2 separate regions of the Homo sapiens genome follow, and region 1 is linked to region 2. Evidence: read pairs that join two places in POLR2A ChIA-PET (ENCODE). Cell type or tissue: Panc1. All regions are shown on one strand.

Region 1 (2,500 bases), 550 kb after region 2:
ATGTCAATATGGAAGGAAGGTATTTGGCTATTAGCCCACAGCCTCACAGGCAAGGCTCATCTTCATGGGTTACACTGAGGCAATGTTAAAAGTATTGAAATATTCCATACCCCTATTACTCAAGTACTTAAAGGGTTAACGCCAGGCCCATTAGAGACCTCCAAAATCCTGCTCCAGAACTATAGCACTACTAATTGGGTAGCACCCATGTTATATATTTATTTATTTATTTATTTTTTATTTTTTTGAGATGGAGCTTCGCTCTTGTTGCCCAGGCTGGAGTGTAATGTTGCGATCTCGGCTCACTGCAACCTCCACCTCCCAGGTTCAAGCAATTCTCCTGCCTCAGCCTTCCGAGTAGCTGGGATTACAGGCACGCGCCATCATGCCTGGCTAATTTTTTGTTTTGTTTTGTTTGTATTTTTGTAGAGATGGGGTTTCACCATGTTGGCCAGATTGGTCTTGAACTCCTGACCACAGGTGATCCGCCTGCCTCGGCCTCCCATAGTACTGGGATTACAGGCATGAGCCACCATGCCTGGCCTTTATTTATTTATTTTGAGACGAAGTCATACTCTGTGCCCAGGCTGGAGTGCAGTGGCGCAATCTCGGCTCACTGCAACTTCCGCCTCCCAGGTTCAAGCGATTCTCCAGCCTTAGCCTCCCAAGTAGCTGGGACTACAGGTGTATGCCACCGCGCCCAGCTAATTTTTGCATTTTTTTTAAGAGACAGGGTTTCACCATGTTGGCCAGGCTGGTCTCAAACTCCTGGCCTCAAGTGATCTGCCCCCCTCGGCCTCCCAAAGTGCTGGGATTACAAGTGTGAGCCACCGCGCCCAGCCAGGTAGCACCCATGTTAACCACGTGTACACCTCTCCTGCTTAGAGACTAAAATCACCTATTCTTCAAAGATGCTGTCAGAGTCCACCTTCACCCACAGGCAAAGTAGCATCACCTTCTATGATGACTAGCTGCCATGATCAACTGAACAACCTCTGGAGGATGTGAAGTCAAGGGCCCCAGAAGCCCTGCAGACAGAGATCAGGCACAAGAATGCCCATCAGGATAGGAAATGAGGCTCAGTTGAGATAAGAGCCCAACAATGAAAACGACAAAGGCAGTGTGCATTCTCTGCCCCCTGTCATCCATGATATGTTCTACACAGAAACCATTTTGTGGAATTATCCTGAACCTCAACTTCCCAGGAATATATCATGGGTGACATTACACTGCATGTTTTCTATACTGATGCCAGCTGGCACAAGGCAATAAATGCCTTTTGTTTGTTTACTGAATCATCTTCTTTCTTCACATAACACAGCATGCCAGTTTTTACCACTGCTTAAGGTAATGCTCAATATTCCCCTAACAGAACGTTTGTGCATGGCTAAAGTTAAAGATCTAATATTAGAAAGCAGAAACTAATATCAATCACCAAAAGACTTATTAGACAGGGTTTCTGTTTGTTTTGTAGTGATAATAGGTAAAACTTAAATCTGTAGAAGCATCCATCTTTGGGCTCTAAAACCAGAGAGCCTCAGTAAAAATTAAGAAAGAACAAAATGAAGATTTTCTGGATAAGACCCTGGATCCAGAGCTAAAGACCACAGGAGTCGTTGGATACACAAACTGAAAGAGACTACAGTGAAATAGTAAAACCTTCAAAGTTGTTATAGTAAATGAAGACTTTAAACCATCTGTGATGTGAAAAATAAATTAATGAAGTATAAAGAGATCTAACACCGTAAGATAAACATTTGAAAGAAGATGGTAAATGCCTAATGGCTACATAGATAATACAGTAAGATGTACTATTATTAGTATTAATTATTTGTTAAATAGAAGTATCCTCAACATTATACAGAACAGTCAATAACAGAGCACCTAGACTAAGGCCACTCGATCTGACTTGGTTGAAAAACAATTCAAACATGAAAGAAGCCAAAGTGATTATATTCTAGACATGTGAGCTTCATAGAGTTCATTGCAATTAAGGGACTATAAGCTGATGCCATAGTACAGTGAATAGAAATAGAGGCATCCAGGATTAAATATCTAAGAAAGAAGAAGGAAGGCAAAGATAGAAGACAGGGAGAGCACAAATTGCGGATGGTTTGGCCAAAAGAGGGCATGTGGAATCAGACTGGGTAGCCATAAGAGCAAAGTAAATAAACATTAGGAAAACATTGTTTTAGAGGAAAAAAACAAAATAAGTGTAGGTCAGCAAATTATCATAGTAAAACCTATTTCACAATCAAGTATAATAACTTTCCATATAAGTCAAAAGACACAAAAATCTTAAGAGAGAGAGTGTGTGTGTGTGTGTGTTTTATTGTATCTACAAAAAATATTTCTGGAAGATACACAAGAAACTGTAAGAAGAGAAACTGAATGGCTAGGTAACAGGGATGAGAGGCAATGCTCATTAGATACTCTTTTAGACCCCTTTAAGCCATGTAAATGCACTGCCTATTTTAAGAATTAAAAAAAAAAACTTTTT
Region 2 (2,500 bases):
AGCTACTCAGGAGGCTGAGACAGGAGAACTGCTTGAACCCAGGAGGCAGAGGTTGCAGTGAGCCAGGATCATGCCATTGCGCTCCAGCCTGGGCAACAAAAGTGAAACTCTGTCTCAAAAAAAAAAAAAAAAAAAAAGTAGGTATGAATTCCAGGCACAACATCTGCTTTGTTCACTGCAGCAGATCTCCAGTAGGCCAGAGCCCAAGCGCAAGAGGTTCAAGGTCCTTACTGATGGGGCTCCCATGTGGAGCCTTGAGTACCCTGCCTTTCACCTGTTCAGCCTTCTCTCTCCCCTAGTGAGTGCTCTCACTGGGAAGATGGCAGCAGGCTGACATCTTGATCTGGCCAGGCAGGCTGACAGGTCTCATAGTAGTTTGGTCACTGGCTCCTGCCATGGCAGGGCGCAACAGGCAGTCACTGCCCCCATGCTCGAGACCATTGGTCCCCTCAGTCTTGCCCTCTCCCTGGGCATCCCCTTACTTCCCAAAAAAGAACCTGGGGTTCTTTCCTGGTAGGGCCAGAGACCTCCTTCCCCTAGGTCATTTCCTTCCAACAGAGATCAGTCAAGCTCACGGGGCTTTGGATCTGCTTGTTGGAAGGTGTGTGTGTCATGGGGACAGGTCCTGGCTGCCTCCCCCAGAATATTCTAAACCCCTCCTGTGGGACACAAGCCCTCCTGAGCCAGTCTGGTGATGTGAACCTCACCCTGGCCAGTGCCTCCCACCCCTACAAACTCCCCTTGTGTGGTTTCAGTTTGGTTTTTACACTTACATAGTTCTTTACTCTCAAAGGGATTTTCTAACCATTCTCTCACCATCGGGTGCCACAGGCTTTTATTTTCAAAGAGTCACACAAATTTCTAATTCTTTTTCCCAAACGAACTTCACAAGTAATTAATTCCACTTAGCTGGACGCCTGGGAAGGAGGTTCAACAGTCCTCGTCCCATGACCCGGTGAACTCATGTCTTCATTCTCTCCCTTCACCTGTCTCCTCTTTTCCATGCTGTGCCTTCACTTTTTACCAGGTCTTCTCTTTTGAAATCTTAAATGCTTAGACATTTCTGTATTTTCAGAGTTTGTGTTCTAGTTAATTCTTGTCCAACCTTTTTTTTTTTTTTTTTGAGATGGAGTCTTGCTCTGCCGCCCAGGCTGGAGTGCGGTGTCGAGATCTCGGCTCACTGCAAGCTCCGCCTCTCAGGTTCACGTCATCTTCCTGCCTCAGCCTCCCAGGTAGCTGGGACTATAGGTGCCCGCCACCACACCTGGCTAATTTTTTGTATTTTTAGTAGAGACAAGGTTTCACCGTGTTAGCCAGGATGGTCTCCATCTCCTGACTTTGTGATCCACCCACCTTGGCCTCCCAAAGTGCTGGGATTACAGGCGTGAGCCACCACGCCTGGCCTTTTTTTTTTTTGAAGCGGAATCTCGCTCTGTCACCCAGGCTGAAGTGCAATGGCACGATCTCGGCTCACTGCAACCTCCGTCTCCTGGGTTCAAGCAATTCTTCTGCCACAGCCTCCAAAGTAGCTGGGATTACAGGCATGTGCCACCACACCCAGCTAATTTTTGTATTTTTAGTAGAGACGGGGTTTTACCATGTTGGCCAGGCTGGTCTCAAACTCCTGACCTCAGGTGATCCACCCGCCTTGGCCTCCCAAAGTGCTGGGATTACAGGCATGAGCCACTGTGCCTGGCCCCTTGTCCAACCTTTGAAGACAGTAGGATTTTCTTTCTGTAGGAATCAGAATTTTCCAAGGTGCCATGTGGGGCAGTTATGTAAATGAAGCACCCCCAGATCCCTACAGCCTCCTTGGATTTTGATCCAACACAGAAAAATTATCATTTATTTATTTATTTATTATTTAGAGACAGGGTCTTGCTCTGTCACCCAGGCTGGAGTGCAGGGGCACAGTCATAGCTCATTGCAGCCCCCAACTCCTGAGCTCAAGTGATCCTCTTGCCTCAGCAAGTAGCCAGGACTATAGGCATGTTCCAACACCATGCCCAGCTAGTTTTTTGTTTTTTTTTTTTTTAGTTTTGTAGAGGCGAGGTCTCACTATGTTGCCCAGACTGGTCTCTTACTCCTGGGCTCAAGCCATCCTCCTGCCTCAGAAAGTCATCTTTGCCTCAAATGTACGATTAATTTGGGGGTAGGCTTTGCCACCACTATCTCACTGGGTCCTCCCCAGACCACTGTGGGATAGGGCTGTCTCTTTCCCCATCTTTGAAATGAGGAAACAGGTCTGAAAATCGAGGCAACTCCCATCTTCTCCCACCACCCCTGAAGCCCTAGCACAAGGCTGGGCATCCAGCCAGCCCTCGGGAAGTTTGTTTGGACTGGGATGACTGAACTAGGTCTTTTTTCTGAGTCCTAAACCCCCAGGGACATCCCGTTCATTCGGTCTGCAAATATACTTTTTGTATACCTACTATGTGCCAGGTGCTGTTTTAGGCCTTAGGGATAAAGCCGTGAATAAAACAAAGATCCTTGTCCTTGT

The links. Peaks named below come from ENCODE experiments on the same cell type or tissue, not always from the same donor. Only the 100,000 strongest peaks of a DNase experiment are listed, where the experiment ranks them.
Region 1: POLR2A ChIA-PET joins it to region 2 with 6 read pairs; 2 of 35 experiments call an interaction of 5 or more read pairs at or near these places.

What each region holds. Positions count from the first base shown.
Region 1 is chr5:138,849,818-138,852,317 of GRCh38, reverse strand. All of the region lies in intron 7 of CTNNA1 (catenin alpha 1), which reads right to left. Among named protein-coding and RNA genes, the nearest start is that of LRRTM2, 24 kb to the left of the region's middle. In Panc1, no CTCF peak of the experiment used is centred here; a DNase peak (open chromatin) is centred at 1,327.
Region 2 is chr5:139,397,940-139,400,439 of GRCh38, reverse strand. All of the region lies in intron 4 of SPATA24 (spermatogenesis associated 24), which reads left to right. Among named protein-coding and RNA genes, the nearest start is that of PROB1, 4.1 kb to the right of the region's middle. RefSeq lists enhancers at 369-418, 829-1,048. In Panc1, no CTCF peak of the experiment used is centred here; no DNase peak of the experiment used is centred here.